2 separate regions of the Homo sapiens genome follow, and region 2 is linked to region 1. A link is a contact called in ENCODE Hi-C data. All regions are on one chromosome and are shown on one strand. The core of a region is the stretch at or near the end of the contact, and the rest is flanking DNA. Distances in the headings are between cores, read along the strand shown.

Region 1 (5,728 bases), core at 769-3,268:
GCTGCTTTGCTATTGCGTTATTGTAAAATGTAAGAGCCATACTTCCCTTCACTCCCTTTTCTATTCTGTCAAATCTACATTTTAGGATTTTTCCATTTGCAGTATTTTTGTTTTAGTTGGCTCTCTGTTCATCACAATTGACAGAACTTCAAGTGAAAATAGATTAAGCAAAAAAATGAGCAATTTATTAGCTTTCATATGTTGGAAATCCAGATGTAGGAAAGGTCTCAAGACTCCGGATACTTAAATGATACCATCAGAATTCTTCTTTCATCCATTAGCTCTGCTTCACTTTATGTGTTGGCCTCATTTCCTCCATTGCTGCTGGGCTTCCCCCAGATGGAAGATAAAAATGGGAATGCCATATTTGTAGACAGCCTTAAGTTTACATGATGTCAGCCCACTGATCTCAGAGTAAAGTGTGCTTCTGTTATCCAGTATTTATATATTAAGCGCCATATAAAAGATCAGCAGCCCTTCTTTTGTAACATTCATCCAACAATACGTTGGCTGCCTGGCCAGGCGCAGGTCAATGACCCTTACCGGGCTTGGTGAAATACAACTGGCATCCTTGTCAGCGAGGGACAACTTTCAAAGGAAATTGTGTTCACTTACTGTTACCAAAACACCAGATGTTCGGTCTAGATCCTGTTTCTTGCTTCACAGAAAGCCTATCACTGAAACAAGTATTGCCAAAGATGAAGCCTTTAATAGAGTGCTGCAGCCAAGAGGCCAGGAGGTCTCAAATCCATCTCCCTGACTGACTAAAATTAGGAGCTGATATAGCAGGGAAGAAATGTAACCATGTGTGGGAAAACAGGAATTAGGGAGGGGTAAAGAAGAGCAGCTGGTCAATGGGAAGCAAGTGGTCAGTTAGGCAAACTTAACAGATAAAGTGTCGGGCATCTGATTGTCCAAATGCAGTGATCTGGTGACTTTCAGCTCCTTGCTACTATTTGGGAGGCCTGATGGCTGGTTTCCTTGGAAAGGAACTCAGATAAGACAAATGCAACTTTCTCAGGTTTTAAAACTAGGAGGGCCAACTTCTATGTTTATTCAAAGAAACCACGAACATCAGCTCTGTGGGACACCTGCTCAGTTTCATTACCAGAAGAACGTGGAAATGATCTTTGGCTGTTGAAAGAGTAAATGCTCATCATGGAAAGAAAAATAAAAAGAAAAGCTCTGAAAGTGACTGAATCAATGACTGACATCATCTGATACAAGCCAGTTATTCCCTTTTGCCTAAGTTCCATCAGGTATAAAATAAAGAAGATAGTCTACTCCTAAACCCCTCACATTTGATAGAAACACAACTGGATGAACTTGAGTATTTACTTGCTTGGAACATCAAGGTTTCTTTGCTTTTCTCTTTCTTTCCCTGATTACAGAAAATTCGTGCTTATAAAGTAATAACAAAATATTAATAAGTCAATGCTTACGTAGTGTTCATTATTTGGCAGGCTGTTCTGAATGCTTAGCATATATTAACTCATTTCGTTCTCACAACACCCTAGGATGTAACTATTATTAGTATCACCATTTAAGAGATGAGAAAAATAAGAGAGATTGGAACATTTTCTACAGTCACATGGTTAGTAAACTGCAGAGCTGGGATTCAGATTCAGGCATCCCATTTGCTGCTGAGTATGATTTCTACCTCTCCTTTCTTTCAGTACATAGTTGAGTCTCACTATAACTTTTCAGGAACACCAGGAACTATAGGCATGATAAAAGAAGGGCTTTGTATGTGTTCTTAATCATGAAACAGTAGATAGTATGATATCCATTTTGATGTAAATTTGAAGAATGTATTTTAATTCCTTTTAAAATCTCTCCACTAGTACAACTGGCTCCTTCAACAGGAAACAGGTGGTCAGTTAGGCAATCATAACAGCTGCATTTCTTATCTGCCAGGTATTCTTAAGATATTGCTCACTTCCCTTTTTTACTTTCACAAGCCATAGCTACTCTGATGTAATTGATCTTTTGAGAGTGTATAAAGTGCTATTTAAAAGTTGCTTAAGTACAGGAAGATTCTATGTCCTATACCCATTCAGTGGAGATGAGAGTTTTTGAGGAGTAACAGTTTCTTTGCTGCTGTCTTATAGGGACACACATTTGGGTACCCACCTTGTACCAGGCACTGTGATAAGGGCTTTGTCATCTTCAATAGGACTTTCTCACCTTCAGTGAGAGGTGTGAAGCTCAGTTATCCATAAACACAGGCTGTTCGGTCTGTAGTCAATTCTATTTTTCAAAGGGATTCTCAAGTCTCCCTTCATCATCATCGCAGAACAATTTTTTTAAAAAAAAATCTGCTCAAGCCTTCTAAGCGGGTCTCAGAAATAGAAAGCAATTTTCTGCTGAATTAACCAAGGTAGTAAATTCAAAGAGGATAGTTTACTATAAAGGCTTATGGGATTGTGAATCAATGTAAACAATTTACTTCTAAAGCCTCTGCCTGGATGGCCATTTAAGGTTGAAATGTGTTTCAATAGTGCCCTGAAAGCTTAAATGAAATTGTCATATAAATACTCCACACTTTGACACATTTCCAATTATTATAATAATTTCACAGCTTTTGAGACTTTTGAAATTATTTGGTTCAATTTAATGTGTAAGGAAAAGACCAATAGGAATTCTTGTTGCTTAAGAAGATTAACACAATCTTTGACAGAGTTGTTTCTATCATAAAATACTACAAGTATTTGAGCACCTAGTATCACAAAAGCTACCTATGATTTTTACATTTTCAAACGAAGAGGAGAAATTATGTTTTTACCAAAGGTCCATATTTTCATTGTGAAACAATATTAAAGGAGAACACATGTTAGAATGAATTGTTATAATTATTTTTTCTGTGCCTTGGGTGGGAGTGTATTAATTATATCAAATTACTACCTAAATAAAAAAGAATGAAAATAATGGTTTGTAGAGAGCAGAGCTAGACATTGAGAGCAGAACTAGAAATTAAGATTATTAGAAAACAACTGTCGTTTTCCCATCTAACCTTAGGAAACCACATTTTATATGGGAAAGTGAAAAAACACAGAAAACCTAATAGCATTATTCTACATTTCTTTCTACTAACTTACTCTAATATTGTCCTAAAGGCATGCATGAACTTTTACTATTCTAAAGGATAAATACAAAAAATGAAAAGTTTGGATTCCATTATACAGCATTTTGTATTCCTAGATTTTATATATATATTCCAAATTAAAGAAAACAAAAATATTTGTAGTAATCAATTCTTCAGCAGAACTTAGTGATGGCACCTACATTATAGATTAAAATAAAATTATGCATACAAAATTATACAAATCTGTTCACTTAATGCTTGAAGTAAGTAGGAGGAAATTACTGCATGTGATTTTTAGAAAGTGTTGTTGAGTACATCAGAAGAAGTTAAATTAATAACCCTTAAAATCTTTGCTTGGTATCAGCAGCCATTCACAAGAGTAATATATAGGAGCTATAAGTAGGGGTTTAACCAACCTGTAGAAATGTCTTTTACTCTATAACTTAACAGTTCTGCCAGAGTTTTACTTAACTAGAATTATACCAAAATAATACCTGTTATTTTGAGGACACATTTACAAAATAATAAAGAATACTTTACACTGCTACCAAAACAACATTATGAAGCCTGAAGAGAGCATGTCAGGAAGACAGAATGCATAATTTTTCTCACATACTACAGCCAAAAGCCTACAAATGGTGTTCATTGTTGGTTCAATAATACATTCTAACATTCTCGCATCTTGTGATGTCATGTTTTTAATCTTTAGATACTGATTCCATAGATTAAAATCTACAATCTTATCTAATTTGGAACCAACAAATTCTCTGATTGGGTGTATCTGAAACACTATCTTGAAAATGAGCTTGGCCCTAAGGAATTATCATTTTTTCTTAACAAATGGACTATGATGCTTGTGCAAATATTTACCTTAAATCAACAATCTTAAATCAAATGCAATATTCTATTTGCAAAACTGTATAGCTTAACTTTCCATAAAGAAGGTGGATACTCACCCTCAGGACTGTGAAAATTACACTTCTATAAATGGCAGGTGTGAATCTCTTATTCAAAATGTGTGAAAAATAGAATCAGAGTTAATTTGTTTTGCCACAGACCTATTTCCCCTCATTCTTCCTTCATACTAAAAAAAATTAGTCATGTGCATTTTAGAATTTTTAGAGTCAAATTATATTGATTATTACTTTTGACTATAGGGAGAAGAATTTTCATTGTCCAAGTTTAATGAAATTTTACTCTCAAGTAGACTGGATTAGCCAAGAAACAAATTCACAATGTAAATATGTAAAATTTCCTTTAACAAGACTGTTCATAAAATTCTGATAACATATTTTCTTTAATTTTTTAAACTTTTATTTTAGATTTACGGGTATATGTGAAGGTTTGTTATGTAGGTCACTGGGGTTTGTTGTACAGATTATTTGGTCACCCAGGTACTAAGCATAGTACATATTTTTTCTGCTCCTCTCCCTCCTCCACCTCCACCCTCAAGTAGGCCTTGGTATCTGTTGTTGCTCTTTTTATGTTCATATGTTCTCATTGTTTAGCTCCCAATTACAAGTGAGAAGATGCAGTATTTGTTTTATGTTCCTGCATTAATTTGCTTAGGATAATGGCTTCCAGCACCATCCATGTTGCTGCAAAGGACATGATCTTGTGCTTTTTTATGGCTGCATAGCATTCCATGGTGTATATGTACCATATTTTACTTTTTTTCTTTTTTTGAGACAGAGTTTCGCTCTATTGCTCAGGCTGGAGTGCAGTGGCACGATCTTGGCTCACTGCAAGCTCCACCTCCCAGGTTCACACCATTCTCCTGACTCAGCCTCCTGAGTAGCTGGGGCTACAGGTGTCCACCACCATGCATGGCTAATTTTTTTTTTTTTTGTATTTATAGTAGAGATGGGGTTTCACCATGTTAGCCAGGATGGTCTCAATCTCCTGACCTCGTGATCCACCCACTTTGGCCTCCCAAAGTACTGGGATTACAGGCATGAGCCACCACACCCAGCCTGCATTTTCTTTATTCAGTATACTGTTGATAGGTATTTAGATTGATTTCATGTTTTTGGTGTTGTGAATAGTGCTGTGATGAACATATATGCACATATGTGTCTTTACGGTGGAATAATTTATATTTCTTTGGGTATATGCCCAATTATGGGATGTCTGGGTTGAATGGTAATTCTGTTTTAAGTTATTTGAAGAATCCACACACTGCTTTCTACAGTGGTTGAACTACTTTACATTCCCACCAGCAGTATATGTGATCCCTTTTCTCTGCAACTTCACCAGCATCTGTTATTTTTTGCCTTTTTAATAAGAGTCATTCTGACTGGTGTGAGATGGTATCTCATGGTGGTTTTGACTTGCATTTCTCTAGTGAGTAGTGATGTTGAGCATTTTTACATATGCTTATTGACCATGTGTATGTCTTCTTTTGAAAGGTGTCTGTTCATGTTCTTTGCCCACTTTGTAATGGAGTTGTTTGGTTCTTGCTTGTAAATTTGTTTAAGTTCCTTATCGATTCTGGAAATTAGACCTTCGTCAAATGCATAGGTTGCATTTTAGGTCAGAAAGTTGTATCTGAAAGGAATACGTACGTGAAAGGTCCATGGAAGCAAATTCCACTTTACTTGTTTATTCTCACTTTTCCTCTGCACCACTCCTTCCCCTGCTCCC
Region 2 (6,498 bases), core at 792-3,291, 960 kb before region 1:
CGGATCACCTGAGGTCGGGAGTTCAAGACCAGCCTGAACAACATGGAGAAACCTCGTCTCCATTAAAAATACAAAATTAGCCAGGCATGGTGGCACAGGCCTGCAATCCCAGTTACTTGGGAGGCTGAGGCAGGAGAATCACTTGAACCCAGGAGGCAGAGGTTGCAGTGGGCCGAGATCACACCACTGCACTCCAGCCTGGATAACAAGAGCGAAACTCCATCTCAAAAAAAAAAAAGAGAATGATGTACTGATACATGCTATATGAATAAATCTTGAAACATTATGCTAAATGAAAAAAGCCAGACACAAAAGGTCACATATCGCATGATTCCACTTACATTAAATGTCCAAAGAGGCAAATCTAGAAAGAGAAAATATGTAAACGGCTATCAGAGGATGTGGGGAGGGAAGAACAGAAATGACTACTCATTTTGTTTTGGGGTGATGAAAATATAAAATTAGTAGCAACGGTTGTACAACACTGACTTATGTAAAAAAGGTGATTTTGGCCAGGCGCAGTGGCTCATGCCTGTAATCCCAGCACTTTGGGAGGCCAAGGCGGGCAGATCACCTGAGGTCAGGAGTTCGAGACCAGCCTGAACAACATGGAGAAACCCCATCTCTACTAAAAATACAAAATTAGCCAGGCATGGTGGCACATGCCTGTAATCCCATCTACTCGGGAGGCTGAGGCAGGAGAATCGCTTGAACCCGGGAGGTGGAGGCTGCGGTGAGCCGAGACTGCACCACTGCACTCCAGCCTGGGCAACAAGAGTGAACCTCCATCTTAAAAAAAAAAAAAAAGGGCCAGGTGCAGTGGCTCACACTTGTAATCCCAGGACTTTGGGAGGCCAAGGCAGGCGCATCACGAGGTCAGGAGATCAAGACCATCCTGGCTAATATGGTGAAACCCCGTCTCTACTAAAAATACAAAAACATTAGCCAGGCATGGTGGCGGGCACCTGTAGTCCCAGCTACTCGGGAGGCTGAGGCAGGAGAATGGCATGAACCCGGGAGGCGGAGCTTGCAGTGAGCCGAGATCGCGCCACTGCACTCCAGCCTAGGTGACAGAGCAAGATTCCATCTCAATAATAATAATTTTAAAAAGGTGATTTTTTATGTGAATTATCTCAATTAGGGTGTCATTAAGGAAGGAAAATAACCTCCTCTCCCCCCAAAGAAGAAAAAAAAAGGTTACTTCCTTAGAATAATCTCTCAGAAGTGGAAATACACACAAATATGCCAAAGCGCTTTTGAAACAGGTTCCAGATTTATACTACCTCCAACAACATATTTAGTACCTGTGTCATCACTGTACTCAGGTCTGAACAAGCACCATTCCTTAAACCTTAAATCTGATAAGAGAAACTTGCTATTGTTTATTACTTTAAAAATGAACACTTTCTCCCCATATCTTAATCATAAACTTTTCAAATGGTCAGTTCTTAGCCTTTAAAAGTGACTTCTCTATGTATATAACACAAATGTTTCGATTTCTCAGGAAATGTAGAAATGGACTTTCTTACAATTTTGGTCAGCAATAATTAACTCATCCTAACTCAGTTCTATTTCAGCTTTTAACCTTAAAACTTTCCTTTAAGTCACATATTTTTAAAACAGTCCGAAAAACTACTCTCCTCCTTAGACAGGGAAATTAAAATTTCCCTGAAAGATCACTACCTGGGTTATACATGTTTCTAGTTTCCTGATGGCACTTAACTTTCAAGTGAAATGTCCAAGTGGCTCCCAAGACATTTTAAAACGATATGGTATTGTTGAAAGGAAATTAAACATTTATTAACATCTTATTCTACAAGCCAAATGCTTTATGTGCATTACTTCATTTAATCCTAACAAATGTATTACTCTCACTTAACTGAAAAGGAAAATGAAAATCACCAACGGTAAGAACTTGCCACGCAGCAAATATGCAGCAAAGTTAGAGATCAAATCGAGGTGTGTCTAAATTTCAAAGTCCATATTCTTTCTGCCACTTTACAATGCTTTCCAAGCTAAATGACTATGGAAAATCAGGCAAGACTTTGAATACTTGTTCTGCCACTTACTGTGTGACTAATTTCTAAACTTCTTCAGAGTAGAGTTTACAAAAACAAGGTCACTGTTCACAAAATAAATCTTAAAAGAGGAGGCTAAAAATTCACTGTGAGATGAAACTTTCTTTAAATACTATTTTTTCAACAGCAAAATGTATGGAATAATTCTAAACACTTTTCTAGAATTTGTTTCAAGATTCACTTTACCTTCCAACAGAGGCACTTGCATATCCACTCACAAACATGTAATGTAGATAAAAAACACTTCTTTAGGGGCTGTCAAGTCTCTTCTGTAGACCACAAATGCATCATTTCTCAGTAGAAAAGGCCACATCAACTACATTGCTCTTTACTCTTCTTTACCACATGAGAAATGTTTTCAGCAACATATACACCATTCAGGAAGTAGCACAAGGGGGTAAGAGAAAAAGCTACTGAAGAGAAAAAGACTGGAGGAGCTTGTGAGCAAGCAGTGATACAACACAGAAAGGACGAGGTTAAGAACAATAAAAATGAAGGCAAGACATCAGCGGTCTACTCTACCCCAGGTAATGGATATCACTGTGATCAAGGAAAAATCCTTAAAGGATCTTTGATTTGCTTTTACAATTGCTATTTAACGACCCAAACAACCACTTGACAAATTTGGAACTGGTGATTTCCAAAGAATGCAATATACCAATATATATGAGCAATTCTTCCACAAGGATTTTTCACATTCATAAAACAAAAATCAAAGGAAACATTAACATAAGAATTCTTACATGCTAAAATTTTTCCAAGAACTATTTCACTCCTCATTCTCACACATAAAAAGGGTAGCAATATCTAATAAAATTGTCATACTACAGATAGATGAAGGCCTTCAATAAAACACAGTTTTCTTCCAAAATTATTTTACTATTAAAGGATCAGTCGGACTTGGACAGACTAAAAAATATAAACTTATCTACAGGCTCATATTTTACCCTAGGGCTATTATTAAAATAATTCTGCTGTACATAGAATCCTGAATGGTTTTCATCAGCTAGTATAAAACAATCAGGCTATTGTGCAATGGTAAGAGGGCTCTTAAGAAAAAAATTACTGCTGAAAGTAATTCTTTTCTCCAGTTGACTTACCACATTCTACTCTCTATAAACACCATTGTTTTTAATCACAACTTTACCTACAGCTTTATCCTCGTCAAACAGAATTTTCACTTTCCAATATGACCCTTTCAAACTGAAGTAATAAAAAGTAATACTTTTATGATAATATTCGTTAAAGTGAAATGTCAGAGTCTATGTAAGATTTTGTGAAAAAACATATATTCATATTGAGGTATCTGGAAGGATGTTCATCAAAACATGACCACTGACTAGTTATTATATTTTAGGGTGGTAGGATTAAAACTTTTTCCTTAGCTTGTATATACTTTCTGATGTTCTACATTAAATACAGTTTGTGTGTGTGCATAAAAGAGAATAATTTCAGTTAAAGGGTAAGAAATGTAGACCCCATATTTTAATTCAGTAGCACCAGTTCAAATCCAGTTATTCAGAATTAACAAAGCAACTGTTGCTCAAAAAATGCCAATAAACTCCCGAGCCAACTAAGTTCAATTTTTCTTTGAGACAGGGTCTTGCTCTGTCATCCAGGCTGGAGTGCAGTGGTGTGAGCTCAGCTCACTGAAGCCTTGACATCCTAGGCTCAAGCAACCTCCCACCTCAGCCCCCAAGGAGCTGGGGTCATAAACACACTCATGCCCAGCTAATTTTTGTATTTTTTATAGAGATAGGGTTTCACCCTGTTGCCTGGGCTGATCTCGAACTCCTGTACTCAAGCAATCGCCCACCTCAGCCTCCCAAAGTGCCGGGATTACAAGCGTGAGCCAACCACTGTGCCCAGTCTCAGAGTTCAATTTTTAAACAATAATTTTTCTCCAGTCAGAAAATGCTGCCTGTAACTTTGTGTCTCTTTAAAGAACTGGGGGAGAAGGTAGAGGGAGAGTGTGGAAAACGGACTGGAATGTCCAGGTGACCACAGGAAAGGTAACAGGAAAAAACTTGAGAAAACAAGACAACACCATTTCATTGATTTGTAAAAGAAATCACAGAGTAGAAGAAAGTAAATTATCAGAGAAAGTAAGCAAGCACTTAAAGGGTAATAAGTAAAAGCAGAAAAAAAAGTTAAAAAAAATTGAACTCAGGAGTATTTATGTAAATTATTCTGAAAGGGGGGGGGGGAGGGCTGAGAAAATGCTATATAACAAACTGAATCAGTTCTGCTTTCTTGACCAGAAAAGTAACGCCTTTCAATAATCTTATTTAGCATAAGCAGTAAAACCAAGAACACTCTGTCAGAGGATCTGAAGATCTTTTGTGCCTGCTTTGGAATGAACTATTAGATACACAGTTAAACAATATACAAACATATAAATAGCACATTTTATGCAATAAATGAATCTAGAAGTAATCATCAGATGTAAAGAGAACATAACTTTGAAAAAGAAGGTAAAAGCACTGATATAACTCCACTGACCACCATAAAGAAATTTCTTTAAACCAAAATAAGTAATTCTACTAGACTAAACCATAAGAAATTGCCAATATTCACCAGGTGTGGTGGCTTACGCCTGTAATCCCAGAGCTTTGGGAGATCGAGGCATGCGCATCACTTGAGGTTGGGAGTTCAAGACCAGTCTGGCCAACATGATGAAACCCTGTTTCTACTAAAAATACAAAAATTAGTCGGGCGTGGTGGTGCACACCTGTAGTCTCACCTACTCGGGAGGCTGAGGCAGGAGAATCACTTGAACCTAGGAGGCAGAGGTTGCAGTGAGCCAAGACCAAGCCACTGCACTCTAGCCTGGGCAACAAACAGACTCTGTCTTTAAAAAAAAAAAAGAAGGGAGGGGAGAAGAGAGGAGAGGGGAGAGGAGAGGGGAGGGGAGGGGGAGGGGAGGGGAGGGGGGAGGGGAGGGGAGAGGAAAGGAAAGGAACTGCCAATATTCAAGCATTTTTTTTGTCTATAAAAACAACAATTTCATATGGTCCCACTGCCAGTGGTCTGCTGATAAATATTTGACCACCTCTTTGAGAAAAGGGCCCCTGATTTGTAGCTTCTGCAGTCTGCCATGCTGTAAATGTCCCACCATGGCCAGTTTCAAGCTACTAACATGATGTCACACATGGAGCTGGAGAGAGAGGCACAATCAGCTAACCAGTTCCAGCACAACACTGGCTCCACTTAACTACTCTGATCTAAGAATCATCACAACAGTTCCTAAATTTTCTCATCCTTTTCTAAAACAGGCTTTTATCGGAATAATCCAGTTTCTTTTCTAGGTTAGGAGAAATAGGCTTTTGACATTTTAAATTATTAATACACTAAAATCACTCACAAGGAAGAATAGGCCAGGCGCAGTGGCACACATCTGTAATCCCAGCACTTTGGGAGGCCCAGGCGGGATCTCCCAAATGTGGATCACATTCTCAACTAGCCTAGCCAACAAGGAGAAACCCCATCTCTACTAAAAATAAAAAATTGGCTAGCGTGGTGGCACACACCTGGAATCCCAGCTACTTGGGTGGCTGAGGCACAAGAATTGATAGGACCAAAGGCTGCAGTGAGTCCTGATCATGCCACTGAACTCCAGCCTGGGAGACAGAGCAAGACTCCATTTCAAAAAAAAAGTGGGGGGAATAGATGAAATTGGTACCTGGCTTTATCCTCTCAACACTTTTTTTTACTGAACACCTTTTGGTGCCAGTATTGTTTCGGGCATTGTAGACAGCAAGGAATAAGACAAAGGAAGTCCCTACTGTCATAAAAATTAATTTTAAAAAACACATAATTTCAAGGACTCACAAATGGCATGAAGAAATTAAAACAGTGATGGGGAGGACCTATTTTTAACTGAGTGGTGAGGAAGCAGGAGGTGATATTTAAGCTGAGATTGGAAAGGTAAAGGGCCAGGCTAAAAAACATCTGGGAAAACACCATTTCAAACAAAGGAAACAACCAGTGTAAAAGCTCTAAGCCAAGGCCAAGAATGGCATGTTTGAGAAACTGAACAGACTAACTTGGCCAGAGTGTAGTGAGCAAAGGTGAGATAATAGGCTGTTAGGGCCAAATTATGTACAGACTGTTGAGTTTGTATTTTCTGGGTGAGTACAGTTTATATCTTATTCTGAATGGGTTGAGAAACAACTTCACATAGTAGTTTGATAAATGTACTGAATGGAATAAATGAAGGCATAATGTCATGCATTATTTTAATGACCCCTTATGAGACTGGGGTCACACCTATTAATTGTATTCAGTTTTCTCAATATGACCACTTTGATTACTTAATAATCTAAACAGAACATTATGAAGTTAAAGTAGGATGGCGGGCATCAAACTATGAATACAGCTGAAATAAACTGAGTGGTAGGACTACACACCAGCTCAGAAA

Evidence for each region. Hi-C counts contacts between places; a loop is a spot of excess contacts on that map. Pooled maps may share reads with other maps.
Region 2: a map with no recorded cell type shows a loop between it and region 1 (9-fold over the local background). The contact joins two enhancer-like sites. A Hi-C loop is called at or near these places in 2 of 37 single-sample maps with no recorded cell type and 3 of 50 pooled maps.

What each region holds. Positions count from the first base shown.
Region 1 is chr5:130,320,466-130,326,193 of GRCh38, reverse strand. No RefSeq gene overlaps it. Among named protein-coding and RNA genes, the nearest start is that of CHSY3-AS1, 420 kb to the right of the region's middle. Within about 2 kb of position 2,018, at least 3 of the 41 ENCODE cell types and tissues checked have a DNase peak (open chromatin) inside an H3K27ac peak, as active enhancers do.
Region 2 is chr5:131,277,239-131,283,736 of GRCh38, reverse strand. The region is part of intron 1 of CDC42SE2 (CDC42 small effector 2); the gene reads right to left. Among named protein-coding and RNA genes, the nearest start is that of CDC42SE2, 16 kb to the right of the region's middle. Within about 2 kb of position 2,041, at least 6 of the 41 ENCODE cell types and tissues checked have a DNase peak (open chromatin) inside an H3K27ac peak, as active enhancers do.